Regions from separate parts of the Homo sapiens genome. Here regions 1, 3, 4 and 5 are each linked to region 2. A link is a loop called in an ENCODE intact Hi-C map of the cell type or tissue named here. Cell type or tissue: heart left ventricle. All regions are shown on one strand.

The links. Peaks named below come from ENCODE experiments on the same cell type or tissue, not always from the same donor. Only the 100,000 strongest peaks of a DNase experiment are listed, where the experiment ranks them.
Region 1: it touches region 2 in a loop (9-fold over the local background); 2 of 110 quality-filtered maps call a loop at or near these places.
Region 3: it touches region 2 in a loop (3-fold over the local background); 13 of 110 quality-filtered maps call a loop at or near these places.
Region 4: it touches region 2 in a loop (6-fold over the local background); 86 of 110 quality-filtered maps call a loop at or near these places.
Region 5: a loop joins it to region 2, with 8 times the contacts of the local background. A loop is called at or near these places in 16 of 110 quality-filtered maps.

What each region holds. Positions count from the first base shown.
Region 1 is chr17:34,540,846-34,544,845 of GRCh38, reverse strand. No RefSeq gene overlaps it. Among named protein-coding and RNA genes, the nearest start is that of TMEM132E-DT, 37 kb to the left of the region's middle. In heart left ventricle, a CTCF peak has its summit at 1,927 (motif pointing left); no DNase peak of the experiment used is centred here; H3K27me3 peaks cover 3,473 bases.
Region 2 is chr17:35,537,761-35,541,760 of GRCh38, reverse strand. No RefSeq gene overlaps it. Among named protein-coding and RNA genes, the nearest start is that of SLFN12L, 2.1 kb to the right of the region's middle. RefSeq lists enhancers at 434-623, 664-743. In heart left ventricle, a CTCF peak has its summit at 2,193 (motif pointing right); DNase peaks (open chromatin) are centred at 990 and 2,220; H3K4me3 peaks cover 1,689 bases; H3K27ac peaks cover 2,588 bases.
Region 3 is chr17:35,140,304-35,144,303 of GRCh38, reverse strand. It overlaps NLE1 (notchless homolog 1), which reads left to right and starts at 2,001. Exons shown (of 13, transcript NM_018096.5): 1 at 2,001-2,046; 2 at 2,182-2,325. The coding sequence starts at 2,029. RefSeq lists an enhancer at 1,693-2,570. In heart left ventricle, a CTCF peak has its summit at 1,926 (motif pointing right); a DNase peak (open chromatin) is centred at 1,983; H3K4me3 peaks cover 1,461 bases.
Region 4 is chr17:35,165,051-35,169,050 of GRCh38, reverse strand. It overlaps UNC45B (unc-45 myosin chaperone B), which reads right to left. Exons shown (of 20, transcript NM_001267052.2): 10 at 690-990. Among named protein-coding and RNA genes, the nearest start is that of UNC45B, 19 kb to the right of the region's middle. In heart left ventricle, no CTCF peak of the experiment used is centred here; no DNase peak of the experiment used is centred here.
Region 5 is chr17:34,418,247-34,422,246 of GRCh38, reverse strand. No RefSeq gene overlaps it. Among named protein-coding and RNA genes, the nearest start is that of CCL1, 57 kb to the right of the region's middle. In heart left ventricle, CTCF peaks have their summits at 1,569 and 1,780 (motif pointing left); a DNase peak (open chromatin) is centred at 1,752; H3K27me3 peaks cover 1,316 bases.

The DNA.
Region 1 (4,000 bases), 1.0 Mb after region 2:
TTCTAACAATATTAATAGTAGTAGTGACAATAATAAATGCTTACCAAATAGAGACATCCATCCTTTTTCCATCTGAGGATTTCCTTTGTCCAGTAGGCTCAAACTCTGGCATGCCTCAGAGACACACAGGGAGTTTGCTAACCACACAGATGCCCTAAACCATCCTGATGTTTTTATTGTCAACATTCTCCCTGAAGTCTGTTGTGCACCAAAGTTCTGAGCACCACTGTCCTGGTCTTTGAATCTTTCCATGGCCTACCATCCCTGACAGTGTCTGGAAAGATGCCACAAGACCAAGGTTGGGAGGATGTGTGGGCAGAGGAGTGGAAGCCCGGAGGCTCCTGGGCAGCTTCTCTGAGACCACAAGCTCTGGCTTTGTGACTGGTCCTATTCTGACCTCTCCTGTGTTGGAAAAGCATTTCAGCCCTTTCTGGGGGAAATGCGTGATACAAGAAATGACCTATTCAGACCTGTGATTGGAACTCAGGCAGACAGCTGTATCCCTCTGACCTCCACCCTCCCATTGGGTTAGGATAGAATTTTTGGCTCAAGGCTGGCATAATTAGGAGGTTTGGTGAGCAGGCTGGTTGGGGCACTTTGTTTGTAACTCACCTTGGAAAGGCTTCTGGCATCATCTTCCACACAGAGAGCAGGGAGTGTGTATGCCCTGGAACCCACATGTTCATCTTTCCCAATTAAAGTGCACCATTAGCTCCATCTTTAGACGCCCTCCTCTAATTCCTCCACTCAAAGTTCAGGCAGGAAGTCGATGCTGGCTGCAGCAGGGGAAGCACCAACATCTTCAGCATCCCCTTGGCCAAACTCTGTGGGAAGCTATGGGTCCCAGAGGAGGGTGGAGAGAGTGATTCCAAAGGGGCAAATGGAAGGTATCACTGCTTTCCCATCTGCCTAAAAGTCCTTGCCTTCCCCTGTTTCTCCCTTGTCGAACTGGCAACCTCCTACTTATCCTTGAGGACTTAGCCCAAAGTCACCTCTTCTGGGAAAGCTTCCCTGACGTTCCTGCCCTAGGAAGCTTACTGTTGTATCAACTGCATGATTAGAGACCATTGCTTATTTATCCCATTACCCTGGGTCTTTTGTTTTGTTTTGTTTTGGTTTTGCTGAGGGAGTGGCGGCTGGAAATGGGAATCTCAGGTAGATGTATCCATATTACAAAGGTATAGCTAAAAAGTACACCACAGCATTTTTACTAAAGGATTATATATTCGCACTAAGAATCATGTTCTGGTTAAGAATTCCATCATTTTGTGTGAGGCCCAGTCACAGATTTAGGCTGTGGTTTGTTGTATTGGTCTAGAGATCAACTAGGGATTTTAATGTGACTAAAATAAGGCAGGCCATATGTGACAACATTCAGAATTCAGCATAGCATCTTTCTCATGCCTTCCATTTCCTTCCCGTCATCTTGTTTTCCTTGTAGCCTTAAGGACAGATATCCCGGATAATGTTCTGGTGATGAACAACTATAGTTTTACTGAAAGAAAATTATTGTGTCACTTTAAAGTTAATAGTTTTGAAAAAGGGAAAAAAAGAGAGCCAGTTAAAGTCCAATTGCTTATTCAAAATGGTTCTCCCAAATCTTGTCATGGTTCTGCAAATCCTACTCTAAATTCTATCCTGTGACTTTGTTACTGCCCAAGGACATGACATTTACAGAAACCAATAGGCATAGACGAAAATGTCAAATTATTGATGCCTATCAAGGTAGTTTAAAATGCCCCTAAACACCTGGGATTATCTAGTAAGTACTCCCTCAGTTCAGGGTCCATATCCTTCATGTATAATAGACAGTCCTTTCTCGAGGCCCCCAAAATGTCCATTTTGACCACTCAAGGGTTTATCAGTTGATATTTACAATATAGAGAACCTACTATGTGTCAGACCTTGTGCCTGTGTGCATGGCGCCCCCTGGAGTTACAAATCGGAATAGCACCAATTTATGTCAGGTCCGTGCAGTGCGGAGGGGCACTTGGAGCTACAATTGGGCTCTACCTGTGGATTTTCTATTTTAAATCTAATTTTGGAACATTTTGAGATTTACAGGAAAGTTGCAAATATGGTGCAGAGAGTTTCCGCATACTGCTCCCGTGGCTTTAGGGGCTCTTCCTTAGAACAGCCTAGAGAGGAAATTATCTCTCTGGTCTCAGCCTCAGGATTGCTTGAGCATCTCCAGAGCTATTTTCAGACTGTATTTTTAGGAACACTGTATATTTGACAACTCCCGGGCTTTCTCCTTTTGCATCAACTGCTAGGAAGCTCAGCGCCAAGTCTGTGGCTTAATTCTAGCAAAAGTGTAGAAACTCTCGGCAGATATTTTGGGTATTAACTTTACCCTTGATTTCATCTTGTTCTTCCTGCATCATTTCCCTTTCCTCATTTACTTAATTTTCACTTTGTTATCTGTATTGAGCTTTGCTGGCCTCTTGAAATCGTTTTTGGGACACGGTTGGGGTACATATCATTTTTGGAACACGGTTGGGGTACATATAACTGGATGAACAAATAGATCGTTTCCTCTATGTTTCCAAGGTGTCTGATGCATGTTTTTACTCTGGTATTTACCGCATTTTGTTGTAATTGCTTGTTTATGTGTTTGACTGCCCCACCGGGCTGGGACTGCCACCTGGTTTTCCTGAAGCTGGACTCCTTGGCATGACTGAACACCCAGGATGGGCCACTGTCTGAATCATATTTTTCAGACCCTGAACCTATCACCACCATCCCATTTCTTCCCTATGTGGACACACCCCCACAGAGGCTCACAGCCAGCCTTAGCATCTTTCCTACCTTGGTGGATATCCTATATGTGCCATTCTTGAGGCATGGCCAGACAGGACCAGTCAATACCCAAAGGGAAAGAGAATCATGAACCAATGTGCACCCACAGTCAGAAGATGATGGCCTGAGAAGGTGGAAGGGAAAGTAGGGGTGTGTGTTATTTCCCCCTCCTGCTCAGACCTGAAGGTGGCACCTCTCCTGGCCTTGCTCTTGATCCATTTCATGTCCCCTCCCCTCTCCCTCCTCCCTTGGCCATCCTAGTGATGAGGTGAAGAGGCCGTGTACGGCCAACAGAATCCCAGGATCACAAGGTTGTCCGCTCCAGAATGTTCATGTCTCACCTGGCAATTCAATTTGGACCATCCTCTTCCCCGACCTTCCCCCTCATGAACTCCTTCATTGTATAAAAGGGGCAATTGAGGCCCAGAAAGGGAGAGTGATTTCTTCAAGGTCACACAGCAAATTTGAGGCAGGCTTGTTCTCTTTCCACCTGAAAGCAAGGTTTCTGTGCTCTGTGAGCAACAGGCACAAACTGAGCCAGCGTGGGAGGGTGTGTGTGTAGGGGGTCTGGGGAGCTTTCCTGAATTCCCTGTAAGCAGCCACCCCAAGGGGCTAGAGGGGTGGCTGATCATGCTGGGCAAATCCCTCTTCTCTGCTCACCCTTCTGGAATCAGATACACTCTGAAAATTTGCTTTGAAGGAGGAAAAATAATGATAAAGGGGCAGCTTTGGCATAGGTGGAGGGCAAAGTAGGCCAGGGAATGGCTCGAGTGACTTTGTATAGGAGGGGAGAGGGAGCGAGTGGATCGGCAAAAGTAGAAATGGCAAACTCTAATGCCCTCAGGGATTCTGTTGAAGGGGTGACAATGTGGGGGCCATAGTGGGGGCAGGAGAAGGCAGGTCATTGTCTAAATTGTGTGCCGACTGATCTCCTGCTGCTGGGGAAGGAGGCGGCAAAGTTGCAAGATCTTCCAGGTTTTTTTCAAGACAAGCTGAAAACCTGATGTTTATGTGAAATCCAGATTTTCACATGTTGACAACTAATTCAAAAATTTAAAAGCTCTGTATGAATACAATGCATAGACCTTATTTGGATTCAAACAAACCACCTGTAAAAAGACATTTTTGAGACAATTAGGAAAATTTAAATAGACACTAATAAGGAATTATTCTTCATTTTGTTAGGGTGATAATGGTTTTG
Region 2 (4,000 bases):
ATACCACTACACTCCAGCCTGGATAACACCACAAGACTCTATCTCTAAAAATAAATAAATAAGTAAATAAATAAGCAAATGAATAATAATACCTTACCCAAGATCACAGAACTAGTAAGTTCTGAATCTGAGATCTGAACTCATGTCTGTCTGACTCCAAAGTCCATGTTAGCTTCTATGTTCTTCTGTTTGTACATCAAAGTTAAAGACGTAAGTCTCCTTCTGTGTTGACAGTAATTCATTTGATTTTATGCTGAGGCTTGGATCAAATACACTTAGAATACTGATGGTATTTTTAGCCTCTAAAATTTTTCTACAAAATCAATATGATTACTTAAATGACTTACATAATAAGAAACGTTCAGAGGAGAGCATTTTGTATACCAAGAAACATAAAAGATATACCTGTCATTACAAGTTCTATATAATTACATTATAGAAAGATTAGAAAATAGAGAACCACAAAAGAAAATTCAATCCCTATTATTACCGCTGAATCATGCAGTTGCTTTCACTTTTGCTTGTTCGTTTCCTGGGCTAGTCCACTGGCAGATATATTTTAGCAGAGTTGTAATCATAGCGTACATTCCATTGTATATCCTGTTTGGGTTTATTGTTCTGGTGACCCCTTTCTTCTCTGCAGTCTCCCATATAGTATGTGAGACATTTCCCACATTGCAGGTTAGGGAGAGGTGGTTCTCCGTGCCTTTGAGCAAGGAGCCAAGATTATCAGTGCAGTAGTGCCCCTTACTTTCCAATTGGTTTCATGAACAGCAGGAACTCATGCCTACAGGGAAGAAGAGGATGATGGGCAAGTAAAGGAGGAAAAAGCTCTTCACCTAATTCCATAAAATATGGGGTAGGGTGGGGTGGGGTGGGGGCAGACATTTTAGGGAACTGTACAACAGAGCAACACAATTAGGACAGAAGCAGCCTTCTTTCGTCACTTCCCCACGGGTCACTGTGGGAAGATGGCATGTGAGCGTGCCCTGCTTGTGCAGTTGCCAGTCACAGAACCCAGGAGGTCTGGAAAGCAAACCTCTGTTTGGCCAAAGGTACTGAAGGGTGGCAGAATGTGTTGCCCCCAAATATGCCATTTTGGCATAAGGATTATTTGGAGCTAAAGGCACTTGAAAATAGCAGATGCATATGAGGACCCAAAGGCATAAAAATAATAGACTCTGAGGACTTGGGGGAAGGGTGGGAGGAGGATGAGGGATAAAAGGCTACACGCTGGGTGCAGTGTACACTGCTCGGGTGATGGGTGCACCAAAATCTCAGAAATTACTGCTGAAGAATTTATCCATGTAACCAAACACCACCTGTTCCCCCCAAAACTGTTGAAATAATAATAAAAAGAAAAAGAAAATAGCAGATGCAAAAAGTGAATCTTAATCTTTTTTTCTTCCTTAAAACAGGAGATAAAAGTCCCACGTGAAAGATGCCCTCCCTGTACCAGGAGAATAAAAAACATTCTTTGACGGGGGTCATACCCAGGATAATTCTGTACAAACAGACCTTGCTAAAATAACCCTTATCTTACTTTGCCTTCACACATACTTTAATGTAATTACTTTTCTGCAGTTGTACTCTTTGCTCACCCTACTATACAAGCATTTAGGTTTCGGCACTTCTTTAGGTCTTGAATTTTCTATAGGGGCTCCTATATGTAAAAATCTGTATGTTTTTCTCTTGTTAATCTGTCATAGGTCAAGTTAATTCTCAGGCCTAGCCAAAATCCCTAAGAGAACAGAGGTAAAATTTTGCCTCCCTTGTGGTTTCTGGCAATGAAAATGGGACCCTAGAAGGTTGGGATGCGCCACTCACTTCAGAGCCTGTGGGTAGGATCCCGGAAGAGCTGACAGAACCTGCAGAAGGTAAGAATTCTTACCAAAGTCAGTCCCCCGACATATCTATCTGCAGTGCCCTGTAGAGAGGAGAACGTAAATTTTCCTTGTCTCTTCCTTTCCAAATTCAGATTGGCAGGAGAAAAACATTTGTAAGAATGAGTTCTTTGAATTGTAACTTTTATAAATTTGGTCTGGGTATGATCCACAGCCTCCAAGGAATAATAAAAAGTCCTTGTCTCTGTCGTTTGTGTTGTTTGTCATAAGGAAGAAAATCATGAGATTCGATTCTTCCTTCGTTTTATGTCCCGAGAGCTTGGCTTTAAAATAGTCTCTCTGGTCCTCGCCGCCAGAGGGCGCAAGTGTTGCTGGTTTGCATCAGGCCACCAGCCTGGAACCCAAAATCTAAGATAAGCAGCATTTTCGTCCGCCTGTGCCAGCTCTCAGAGAAGTTTGTCTTAATAAAAGGTCCCAGTCCATAAGAGGCGTTTGTCACCTGAACCTTCATTTTTCTTTTCTTTCTTTCTTTCTTTCTTTCTTTCTTTCTTTCTTTCTTTCTTTCTTTCTTTCTTTCTTTCTTTTTTTTTGAGTACAGGGTTTCATTCTGTCGCCCACGTTGGAGTGCAGTGGCGTGATCTTGGTCACTGTAACCTCCGCCTCCCGGGCTCAAGTGATTCTCCCGCCTCAGTCTCGCGAGTACCTGAAATTTCTGACATGCACCACCAGGCCTGGCTAATTTTTGTATTTTTTGTAGAGACAGGGTTTCACCATATTAGCCAGGCTGGTCTTGAACTCCTAACCTCAAGTAATCTGCCCGCCGCAGCCTCCCAAAATACTGAGATTATAGGTGTGAGCCACCGCGCCCGGCAAAAGGGCTGCATGGTTTGCATCCTCCTTGGGGATGTCTCTTACATCCATGGTTAAGTGATAAAAGGCTTATAGGTTTTAAGCCATAAAAACTTACTGGTTTTGAGTCACAATTAAGACAGGTATACCTTTGAAGATTTGAACTTTTATATCTAAAAGGATTTTTTTTTAAAAGAAAGCTGTCATCCTAAACAAATGTCTATGGAAAGATGAGATCGAAAGAAAATATTAATAGGCAAAGATGAGAATCAATTTTTATCAAAATTATTAAATTTTGTGTTTATGTATACCTAATCATGGCTAAGATTTTAAATGAAAATTATAAGATCTATTTGTGTCTGTCTTTATGTTTATGCCTATATGTGTGTGTTGTGTATATGTGATATGTCTCTACCTCCTGATATTGCACCACTACTTGACAGTATAATTCAGAATGTCTGGGGAAGGACCTTAGCATCTGAATTTTTAAAAAGCATGCCAAAAGATTTGAACAAGCAGCCAAGATTGGGAACTAATTATCTGATTAACGAATGACATCTCTAATTCAATTCCCTCTAGTGCACAGCACCTTTTCTTATAGCTAAAAATGATTGCTAAATCCACACTGTAATAATTTTTTCAATGTATAAGGATAGAAACCCAAAAAAAATGGAACAAGAAACCAACAAGAGCTCAAGGGAATTGTGACTCCTACAGCTGTTGAGGGAGACAGCAGGTCAAAAAGTAGCAGAAACTTGATCAGAACAATAGCAACAGTATTAGCAGCTAAATTAATAGCAGTGAATCCATCTCGGCTCTAATTACAACAACTATTAGGATTATGGAGGCTACTATAAAAATTGAATGAGAAAGTCAGTGAGATGCACTGTTTAATTTCCTTTCTGGCTCTTTCACTGTTTCTTTTTGTTTTGTTTTTTCCCTTTTCCTTGCCAATAAAAAATATTTGTTGAGTAACTCAGGCCTACTGTACAAAGTAACAATTCTCTCCTCCCTTTCCATCTTCTTCCTCTCCAGTTCTACTTCTGAGAAAGTAATCCTTAATAACAGTTTGGTGTGTATCCAAAAAAGCTTTTTTGTAGCATTATTCTCCAAAGTGTTTGAAGCATTTCTTCTGATAAAGTTTCTTTAGTCTTTAGCCAGAACTAGTCTTTGGCCCACTTAGTCTATTGATAAACAGGAAATAGCACATATTCCCCCCTTGAGGCTAGAATGGCAGGCCTAAAATGAGTAGGAGAATTCTGAGAAATGGAAACTTTAAAAAGGCGGCAACCTTCTAGTTTCATTCT
Region 3 (4,000 bases), 400 kb after region 2:
TGGGAGTTTGAAGCTGTGTGAGCTATGATCACACTACTACACTCTAGTCTGGGCAACAGAGTGAGACCCTGTCTCTAAAAAAAAAAAAAAAAAACAATAATAATAATATATGCTATCTCCAAATACAGCCACATTCAGAGCTAGGGCTTCAATATATAAATTAGGGCAGAGGCGTCCAATCTTTTGGCTTCTCTGGGCCACAGTGGAAAAAGAATTGCCTTGGGCTACACATAAAATACACTAATGATAGCTGATGAGCTGAAAAAAAAAATCGAAAGAAAATCTCATAATGTTTTAAGAAAGCTTACGAATTTGTGTTGGGCTGCATTCAAAGCCATCCTGGGCTGCATGCAGCCTGTGGCCCAGGGGTTGGACAAGCTTGAATTAGGGGAAGGGCACAATTCACTCCATAACAGTTCCAGACAGAAAAAACTGCATGGGCAAAATCACTGATGCAGGAAGAGCCATGCCTTGTAAGAACTCAGAAAAAGCCAGCAAGATTTAACCTAAAGAGAGGGGTGGCTGGACATAGCAAGGCTGAATTGACCATTATAAGGAGTGTTCTTTTTTTCCTGCATGTAAGGGAGCCGTCGCAGGGTTTGAGGGTGAAGAGCAGCAGGCCAGATTTTTGGTCTGAAAAGATAACCCTGGCTGCATCGTGGAGAATGGGTAGAAAGAGGCAGGAATGGAAATGGGGGGGCTCATCGGGAGGCTGTTGTAGCGGTCCAGGCAGGTGATGATGGTGACTCTGACCAGAGTGAGGCAGTGGAGATGGGGAGAGCAGATTCAAGCTGTGTTCATGAGGATGACTTGGCAGAGCTTGAGACTGCCTGAGCAGTGGAGGGAGAGAGAGGAGAGTTGGCAAGGGAGATCCTTCGTTTCAGGCAAAAGAGCTCAAGTTCATTGCTGTCTGCTTCAGTTCCTCAGTAATATGGGGAGAAAAGGGTTGTAAGAATTAAATGAGTTATGTGGGAAAGCACTTAGAACAATTCCTGACTTGTTGATGTCATTATCACTATTATTGCTTTACAGCATTGATGATTGTAGAAATGATTTGCTTTTGTACTCGAGTATTATTGAGTTGATCCATTTTATTTATTTATTTATTTATTTATTTATTTATTTATTTATTTATTTATTGAGACAGAGTCTTGCTCTGTCATCCAGGCTGGAGTGCAGTGGTGAGAGCTCGGCTCACTGCAACCTCTGCCTCCCAGGTTCAAGAGAATCTACCACCTCAGCCTCTCCAGTAGCTATGACCACAGGCGCATGCCACCACGGCTGGTTAATTTTTTTGTATTTTTAGTAGAGACCTGGTTTCACCATGTTGGCCAGGCTGGTCTCGAACTCCTGGACTCAAGTGATCTGCTCGCCTGGGCCTTCCAAAGCGCTGGGATTACAGGTGTCAGCCACCACGCCCAGCCTTGACTTGATCCATTTTTAAAAGGATACTAATTTCTAGGCTAGGCGTGGTGGCTCACACCTGTAATCCCAGCACTTTGGGACACTGAGGCTGGGGAGTGGGGGACTTGCTGCTTGAGTTCAGGAGTTTGAGACCAGCCTGGGCAACATAGTGAGACCTCGTCTCTACAAAAAATGAGAAAAAAATAACCGGGCAGGGTGTCATGTGCCTGTAGTCCAGGCTACTCTGAGGCTGAGGTGGGAGGATCGCTGTGCCAGAAAGTTCGAGACTGCAGTGAGCCGTGGTGGCACCACTGCCCTCCAGTCTGGGCGACGGAGTGAAACTCTGTCTCAAAATGAAATTAAATTAAAATGGGGCAAGAATCCCTGTTGTGAAGAGTCAAAAGTTTACTGTGTCCTCTAAGACCCTGGCGAAAAATAAATGTGAAGGCTGTTGAGGGGCGGGAGGAGCACCAGGTAAGCCCATTTCTAATCCCTGAGGCCGTGCGCAGCGGGACGCTTCTCCTCCCCAACAGCAGAGGGCGATGTGGCCGGCGGCGACCCCGCCCGACCACGGAGACGGCGCTCTGTCTGCCGGGCTCTTTCTCCTCCACGTGGGGACGCAGGATGGCGGCAGCAGTGCCGGTGGGTGTGCGTGGATGGGGGCGGGGGGCGTCGCCGCGGGGCGCTAGGGCCCGGGTCCCTGAGGCCTGAGAGAGGCGAAGTGGGGCCCTTCTGGGCGGGCGACCAGACTGACTCCCGCCCCACTTGCTCGCGCAGGACGAGGCGGTGGCGCGCGATGTGCAGCGGTTGCTAGTGCAGTTCCAGGATGAGGGCGGGCAGCTGCTGGGTTCCCCGTTCGACGTGCCCGTGGACATCACCCCGGACAGGCTGCAGCTCGTGTGCAACGCGCTACTGGCCCAGGTAAGTGGCTGGCCAGGGCGGCCTCGCATCTCCACCCCCGGGCGGATGCGGTGGGGGAATCATATTACCGAGGGTCTGCGGTTCATGGTCCCCCGCTAACGGACTGTGGTGACCCACCTGGCGTGAGCTCCCACCTATGTCAGAGATGGAATCAGTGGCATAGCGCTTTACACGCCAACCAAAGGGGTCCACCTGCGGAGAGGGGCCTAGCTTTGAACGCACCGGATGCTGTATTTCATTGATTCTTTGTCACAGTCCCCCAGTCTGGGACACGTTAATATCCCCATTTTACAGCGTGGCCCGGAGGGACTCAGTATTTTGCACGATGCTATGTAGTAGGTAGCAGATTTGGAATTGGAACCCAAAACTATCCGAATACCCATGCTTTTATTTATTTATTTATTTACCTTTTTTTTTTTTTTTTTTGAGACGGAGTCTCACTTTGTCGCCAGGCTGGCAAGCTGGAGTGTAGTGGCGTGATCTCTGCTCACTGCAATCTCTGCCTCCCAGGTTCAAGCGATTCTCCTGCCTCAGCCTCCCGAGTAGCTGGGACTACAGGCGCGCGCCACCACACCCAGCTAATTTTTGTATTTTTAGTGGGGACTGGGTTTCACCACGTTGGCCAGGATGGTCTCGATCTCTTGACCTCGTGATCCTCCCGCCTTGGCCTCCAAAGTGCTGGGGATTACTGGCGTGAGCCACCGCACCCGGCCTTTGCTTTTAACCTTTAAGCCAGTGTGTTTACTGAAGAGCTGCCCTGGGGACAGGGGAGGTCCTTAAAATTGCAGTTCCTGGACCCCATCCCAGCCTTACTAAACCAAACTCTGGGATGAAGCAGAAAGTCTACATTTTTTAACAGGCGTTTTGGGAGCTTTTTACACAAATATAGTGTAGTGTGGTAGTTTGGGAAACACTGCATAATGCTATATGCTAATCCTATCTTGGACGTAAAGAACCTGAATTAATCATTGGCAATAGGACATTGAACTAATTACTTAGTTGTTCTGAGCCTCTGCTTTTGAAAACTGTCAGTGGGAATATTAGTATCTACTTCCCACGGTTGTTATGAGATGCAGATAAAGAATTTCAGGCCGGGTGCAGTGGCTTATGCCTGTAATCCCAGTACTTTGGGAGGCTGAGGTGGGCAGATCACTAGAGGTCAGGAGTTCGAGACCAGCTTAGCCAATATGGCGAAAACAGTCTCTACTGAAAATACAAAAATTAGCCAGGCGTGGTGGCAGGCGCCTGTAGTCCCAGCTCCTCGGGAGGCTGAAGCAGGAGAATTGCTTGAACCCAGGAGGCAGAGGTTGCAGTGAGCTGAGATCTCACCACTGCACTCCAGCCTGAGTAACAGAACGAGACTCCATCTCAAAAAAAAAAGAAAAAAGAATTTCCAAGTGCTGTGTAAGTGTCCTGCAACTGCTGTTCAGTGACTTAAAAGGTCTTGCTAGGCTGGGCACAGTGGCTCACGCCTGTAATCCCAGCACTTTGGGAGGCCGAGGCAGGTGGATCACCTGAGGTCAGGAGCTTGAGACCAGCCTGGCCAATGTGGCGAAACCCCGTATCTACTAAAAATATAAAACTTAGCCAGGCGTGGTGATGGGTGCCTGTAATCCCAGCTACTCGGGAGGCTGAGGCAGGAGAATCTCTTGAACCCAGGACGCGGAGGTTGCAG
Region 4 (4,000 bases), 370 kb after region 2:
AGAGGGAGACTCTGTCTGAAAAAATAATAATAATAATAATTTCAGGCCAGGCACAGTGGCTCACGCCTGTAATCCCAGCACTTTGGGAGGCCCAGGGGGGTGGATCACCTGAGGTCAGGAGTTCAGGACCAGCCTGGCCAACATGGCGAAACCCCGTCTCTATTAAAAATACAAAAATTAGCTGAGTGTGGTGGCACACGTCTGTAATTCCAGCTACTCTGGGGGCTGAGGCACAAGAGTCACCTGAACCTGGGAGGCGGAGGTTGCAGTGAGCTGAGATTTCGCTGCTACACTCCAGCCTAGGTGACAGAGTGAGACTCCATCTCAAAAAAACAAAAAGTAAAATGAAAGTGGAAAAAAAATACCTTATAGAAACTGATTAAGGAAAGTGACTCTTCAGAATTTGCTCTGAAAATGCATTCTGGACACAAGCTCCTCAGTGTTCATGTTGTTCATAAGCAGGGAGACGAACGTCCTCAGGGTTAAGCAGCAGAGTTCACGGTTCTGAATCTACATCCTCACAAGCCCCCTGGATATTGCCCTGTTCTGCAGGGGTCTGTGGCTGGGTCTGGTGCCCCCTTGAACCTGGTCTCCTCAAGGACAGCAGCCTCAACTCATTCATTTTGGTGTCCCTGGTGCCTGGCATGGCACCTTGTACTGAGTAGGAGGGTGGTACCGAGCCCACTCACCACCAGTGTGCGGATCTTGATCTTCTCATTTTTGGTGGTCTTGTAGATCTGTTTGAGCAGTGACACTCCATTGGTGATGATGAAGGTGGCGCGGCTGAGCTTCGTGGAGGCATGGATGAGGGCCTCCACGGCCACCAGCTGGTCCGTCTCGCGCTCTGAGCCACATAGTGCCACCATCATCTCCATCACACCTTTCAGTCCCAGCAGCTGGTTGCCCAGGTCAAAGGGGCCCTGCAGGATCCCTGACACTGTCTGGATGGCATTCAAGTTCTTGTCCATGTCCTGGGGGTCAAACTTGCCCCTAAAACAAAGGACAAGGGTGGTCAAGAGAACTGGTCCAAGAGAGTGGAAAGAGTGTGAGATTTGGAGGCAGTAGGATTTGGATTTGCATCCTGGCTCCACCACTCATGTGCTGTGTGATATTGGGCAATTCAGCGAACCTCTCTGAGCCTCAGCTCCTGTAAACTGAGGATAGTACTACTAGTTCTCAGAGTTGTGGTGAGGATAAATGACATAACAGCTGTGTCACAGAGTGTGCCTCTGGGAAATACACTCTGACTCAGGGATTGACATGCAGGAAGTTTATTAGAGAGAGCTCTTGGGAAGAGAAGGAAGCAGGACTGGGGCAGAGGGAGGCATTTTGCAGCTATCACAAAGCCTCAGCCTCCAAGAAGTTCTGGAGCTGGAAGACCCTTCACAGTTGTTCCAAGTTAGAGTGAGTCTTTTTCTTTCTTTTTTTTTTTTTTGAGACTGAGTCTTGCTCTGTTGCTGGAGTGCACTGGTGCCATCATAGCTCACTGTGACCTCAAACCCCTAAGCTCAAGCAATCCTCCCACCTCAGCCTCCTGAGCAGTTGAGACTACAGGTGCACACAATCATGCTCAGACAATTGTTTAAATTTTTTTGTAGAGATGGGATCTTGCTATGTTGCCCAAGCTGATCTCAAACTCCTGGCCTCAGATGATCTTTCCACCTGGCCTCCCAAAGCACTGGTATTATAGGTCTGAGTCACCTCAACTAGCCTGGTGTGAGTGTTTGCATACTGGCTTCCCTGGGAAGGGTGAAACAGCTCTCCCCAGGTGAGACAAGTCCCAAAGAGAGATAACAGCTGAGAGCTGTCAGCTGACAGCCTTTCCAGCAGCTGCTGTGTCTGGGAGGACAGTACAGCATTGACAACAACACAAAAAGGCCTAGCGTGATGCCCGGCACACTGTGTCTCTCTGTGACATGGCCTGGGCCAGTCACTCCCCTCTGGTGATCTGGTCTTAGTCCCTTCCCCTGTTGGTGAGCATGTGGGCTAGATATCCAGGAACGTTCTGCCTTGCTTTCAGAATCTATTATCATCTACTCTAGGGGAGAATCTCTGCGTGGGAATGTCAGAGGTGACATGCCTTCTGATGCTTCTCATCTGCCCAGGTTGGTGCATTGTGGGAAACAGGGCAGATGTGCACAGTGGAAATGCAGCTGTGTATAAATGCAAGAAGGCAGCGTGGACTGGTCAGGAGAACTCCACACCAAGAGTCCAAGACCTGGGCTCTGGTCCCATGTCTGCCTCTGATTGCTGGAGGATCTCAGGCAAGTTCCCCTGGGGAAGAGGACTCAGCTTTGGAAGCTCTGACAGCCCCTCCAGCTTGAGCATCCCATGTCCTGTGCCTCATCTCTCCACTCAGTGCCCAGGGAACCAGCATCCTTCGTAATTAGTTGCGGTCTGACCTTTGAGCTGGCACTGGGTCCCCACACAGCCCCCGCCCCTGATGAAGCGGGATGTATTCCACTCTTGCTAGGGGCAGGCTGGGGCACCATTTGATGAAGGCAGTGACCCCTCCTCTCAGCATTCCACAGGCTGACAGGAGGGAGCCTCAATCAACAAGCCCAAACAAGAACTAGCTGGATGACAGGTAATGGGAGTCAGTTGGGGACCTCATGAGGGACTCAAGAAGTCAGCAGGAAAAGTTGAAACTGAGGTAGAGAAAGACAGAAGCCTTGAAAAGACCTAAGTGAACCAAAGTCAGGGTGAGCAGAAGCCGTGGGGTAGAGAAGGAGTTGGCAAATCCAGGGAGTTGAGAATAGCTTTCACATTATTTTATTTTATTTGAGACGGGGTCTCACGCTCTTGCCCAGGCTGGAGTGCAGTAGTGCATTCAAGGCTCATTGCAGCCTTGACCTCCTGGGCTCAAGTGATCCTCCTACCTCAGCTTCCCAAGTAGCTGAGACTACAGGGGTGTGCCACCACACTTGACTCATTTTTAATTTTTTTTTTTTTTTTTTTTTTTTTAGAGATGAGGGTCTCTCTACATTGCCTGGGTTGGTCTCAAACTCCTGGTCTCAGGCAATTCTCCCACATCGGCCTCCCAAAATGCTAGGATTACAGGCATGAGCCACCACACCTGGCCAGCAGCTTTTTGCCTTTCTTTTTTCTTTTTGAGATGGAGACTTGCTCTGTCACCCAGGCTGGAGTGCAGTGGTGCGATCTTGGCTCACTACAACCTCTACCTCCTGGGTTCAAGCGATTCTTCTGCCTCAGCCTCCCTAGTAGCTGAGATTACAGGCATGTGCCACCATACTCGGCTAATTTTTGGTATTTTTAGTAGAGATGGGGTTTCACCATGTTGGTCAGGCTGGTCTTGAACTCCTGACCTCAGGTGATCCGCGCTCCTCGGCATCCCAAAGTGCTGGGATTACAGGCGTGAGCCACTGTGCCCAGCCAGCTTTTTGCATTTTAAAGGATTTTTAAAAATATGTTGACAGAGACTTATCTGTCCCACAAATACTAAAATATTTACTCTCTGGCCCTTCATAGAAAAAGTTTGTTGACCCCTGGAATATAGAAAGGAAAAGCAGAGTAAAGGCAACGTCTTCACCCACCTAAGACTCACCTGGAGTGCTTTTAAGCATGCAGCTTCCTGAGCCACACCCCAAACTACCGAGTCAAGAGGGGATGTCTCAGAAATCTGAATAATTTACAAGTCTGGGAATCACTGCAATAAAGAATTAAAAGGTCATGCACTGGAGTCACACTGATGCTGGAGCACCAGTGAGGAGACTCAGGAACTGCAGCTGCTGAGGGTCCTAACCCCTGTCTAGCTCTGCAAAGCCACATGAGTCTTAGTCTTGAAAGAACCGGGCCTCCCTCCTTGACAAGCTGACATGTGTTCCTTTCAACCACAGAAGCCAGTGGTAGGTATAAAATATGTCCATGGCTGGGCAAGGTAGTTGATGCCTGTAATCCCGGCACTTTGGGAGGCAGAGGCAGGAAGATTGCTTGAGCTTGGGAGTTCAATACCAGCCTGGGAAACATAGCAAAACAAAAA
Region 5 (4,000 bases), 1.1 Mb after region 2:
TGCACTGCGGTCACCTCTCACTAGCTGTGAGGTCTCGGATAAGCAACTGTTTGCCTTTGAGTGTCAACATTCTCACCTGCAAAATGGGCTAGTAACATTATTTACCCAACAGCATTATTATAAGCATCAAATGGGATATGTAAAGCACACAACAGTGGTAACTGATCCTTAGAGAGCTCTTACTAAGTGTCAATCATTATTCTGGGTGCTTTGCATATATCAACTCACTTAATCCTCATAACAGCCCTACCAGGCTAGTATTGTTACTATCCTCAATTTCCAGTTGTGAAACTGAGGCATGAAGATATTAACGGACTTAACTGCAGTCCCACAGGAAGTAAGCGGTGAAACTGGGATTTAAGCCCAATGTGTTGGGCTCCAGAGTCCATCCTCTTAACCCTAATAGGTGTCCAATAACTGTCAGTCTCCCTCCCTCCACTTTTCTCAAACTCCAGGGAAATTCTCTGTTCTGTTTTGGACAAAGTCAACTCTTTCTTGGAAGATCTTCTTAGGAAAGCCAACTGGGCTGAGACTGGATTTCTCCCTAGTAAACTCAGGATTTGTCGGAACTCACTCTCTTCATTCACTCATTCATCACTCCATAACTACTTATTGATCACTTACTGTGTGCCGTGCCCTGGAGAGACAGCAGTGGACAAATTAGACTAAAAAAAAAAATCCCTTTCCCTAGTGAGACCACAATTGGACATAGAAAGGCAACAGATAAGAAACTACAACATCTAGTAGATCAGTTTGCCATAACTGCTATGGAAGAAAATAAGCCAAGAAACAGGGCTGGGAGGGGAAGCTGGGGAAGGTCCATGGAACATCAGGAATAAACATGAAGCGGGCTTGTGCCTGGCGTGTCTGGAGGAAGAGGGAACCAGCATGCTGGGGTGTGGGCTGGGGGTTGTTGGAGATGTCAGAGAGGCGATGATGGAGGGAGTGGAGCATGGTGGGCCCTGTTGGCCTTGTAAGATTTTTGGTCATTGTCTGAGAGAGATGGAAGCCATTAGCAGACTCTTCACTAGAGAAGTGGTAGGACCAGAGTCCTCATGGCTTAGGATTCCTTCAGCTGCCGTGAGAATAGACAAAGGGCAAGAGGTGAAATCAGGGGATCAGTTTGGAGGCTGCTGCCATAGATAGCCCAGGTGACAGATGATGGTGGCCTGCACCAAGGTGTTAGCGCAGATAAGATGCTCATGCGGGTTAGAGGTAGAGCCTGGAGTATCTGCTGACAGACTGAATATAGGTTAGTGAGAGGAAAAGTGAGGCCAAGGTTTTAGGCCTGGACCATTGGAAGGATGGAGTCACCATTTGCTGAGATGGTAAGGACTGGGATAGAGTGAGTTTGGGGAGGAGGGAAGGGAAGGATCCCAGGAGTTCAAGTTTGGCTGTGTTAAGCTTCAGAGGCCTATTAATTAGATCTTCACATGGAGATTCAGGTAGGTGATTGAAATACATGTATGGCATTTAAGAGATGTGTGGGCTAGATATATAAATTTGGGAGTTATCAGCATGTAGATGATTTTTAAAATCATGATCCTAGATGAGAACACACAAGGAGAATAGATAGGAAATAGAGAATAGGTCTGAGCACTGAGCCCTGGGAACAGCAATATTTATAGATCGGGGAGATGACAAGGAACTAGCAGGAGAGACTGTGGCCCTGTCACCGCAGCCCCAAGAGCCAGGCAAGGACCCCTGGCTCTGGCATTGGGATCTCCTCTTTCCTGGACTCCGTTGTGTGCTTTTGGCAGGCCTTTTCTGCCCTCTAGTGGTCATGACTGAGAATGCATCCAACCGAGCTGGCACCCTAGCCACCTTTCTGCGTTTCTTCTTGTTCAAGTCACTCATTCATTCAGCAGACAGTTTCTACTAAGCACCTACTATGTGCTGGGAACTGACAAGCACAGAAGATGATAAAATACTCTCTCAGAAATCACCACATAGTGTAAAAAAAGACGCACAAACACAACATTTAGACAGTGGCTCTCAGCTGGGGATGATTTGGTTAGTATCTGGAGACATTTTTTCAGTTGTTACAATCAGATGGGGGTAGGGTGGGTTGCTACTGGCATCTGGTGGGTAGAGGCCAGGAATGTTACAAAAGATTCTGTGATGCGCAGGACATCTTCCTGCAACAAGGAATTATCTGGCCCAAAATGTCAATAAGTGCCAGGGTTGAGAAGCTGTGATCCAAGAAAAGGTGTCAGGTGCTATAATAAAGGTATTAGCCAAGCCGTTTGGATGCAGAGGCAAAAGGAATTAAACTTGTTTTTGGGCCGTAAGGAAGGCTATAATTCTTAGAAACTGTGAGGTTTCAACTTGTCTTGAAGGACGAGTAGAGATTAGCCAGGTAGAAAGAAGAGGGATGAAAAAATAGATGATGGAAACATTACTCAAATCATGTCACAAAAGAACCTGGCTTGGCCAGGAAAAGCACAGGTCCAGGTGTATCTGGGGCAGCCTCAGTTTACACAAGGTGTTCCCGCATAACTATTCATTGAGTCCCCTCTGGGCTTCAATGTGTCCCAGTTTGGAAGATAGAATCTATGGCCACCTTGTGCCCGGCAGGCTCCGGGCAAACAGGATGAGGAAGAATAGTCTTGCCTCAGAGAGGCCAGAGGAGAGGCTGCCATAAAGACCCAGGGGCAGATGTCTAGAGCAACCCGCCCAGTGCTTTGCCTCCCATAATCCCAGTCTTCAGGAAGCACTGGAGACAATAGGGCCAAGGGCTATGGGTAGGGATAAGGAGACACGAGAACTCTCCCTTCCAAGGCACGGAGGCCTGGAGAGATGATCTGGCCTCTCTGGGCCTCTGCTGGGCCTTCCTCCTCCTACCCTCTCAGACAGAGGTAATGATTGGGTTGTGTGCACAAGCCAGGGGTAGGGGTCAGGCAGGAGGATGGGCTTCTGTCTGAACTCTGCTGCTGACAGCTATGTGACCTAGGGCACATCACAGCTCTTTCTGGCTTTGGTTTCTCCATCTGTCCCAGGAGCAGGTGGACCAGATTGTCTCCAAAGGCCTCTCAGGCTCTCACCTCCTATGTTCTTGCACATTCTAATCCTGAACCCCCTTGAGGAGTGGATTCTGCAGCCAGATTGTCATGACTCAGTGCCTCAGTGATCAGCTAGTAGGGGCCACTTTCTCTTCCCAGGACCTGGGTCTTTAATGAAATGAGAACAAGTCTATCCACTTAGAGAAGGCAGTGCTTCGGGGCATGGGTCATCAAGACCACTGCTGAAATCTATGGACTGTATTGGACCATACAGCTGTGGACTCCCAAGGAGCTGTTAGCCCTCTGCCTGGGACCCCCCACAAGGCTGGGTCAACCATGGCAGAGCCAAGCATGAGAGAGCCTGGTACATGTCTGAGGGAGCTGTTCAGGGCTCCTGTCTGCCCAGCCGTGTTTCTGGAGAGAGGGCAAACAGGCTTTGCCACAGAAAAAGCAGAAAGGGCGCAGCCCCAAGAGCCATCAGAGAGAACACTCTCTTGCTATTTGCAGATGGCTTAACTCGAGTGGGCAGAAATGACAGCAGATGGGCTGAGGCAGGCCTGAGCGGGAGCAGCATGGCTAACAAGACAAACTCCCAGCTATGTATAGTGATTTACAGCTTAAAGAGTGTGTACCCACAGGCAGGGCAAAGTGGGGAGATGGTCCCCATGAATGGGACTGAAGTTCAGAGAGGTGAATTCCTTGGGCAAGTACAAGGCTGAGTATGCGGGGGCAGAACCTGGACATTATGATATTATTTGGGTCTGTTTCTGGGACATCTATTCTGAAGCCTTTTCATTGACAGAGGAGAGTGCTGAGGTCTGGAGAGACAAATGGATTTGCCACAGGTCATCCAGCTACAGTGAAACACCTGGAACCCGATTGGATGCCTGGCAGAGGAGCAGTCATACACCCTCATTCCTCCTTTACTTCAAAAACTATCCATCCACGTACATTACACTGTCTGTGTACAACATCGCCAACAGCTAACATTACGCAGA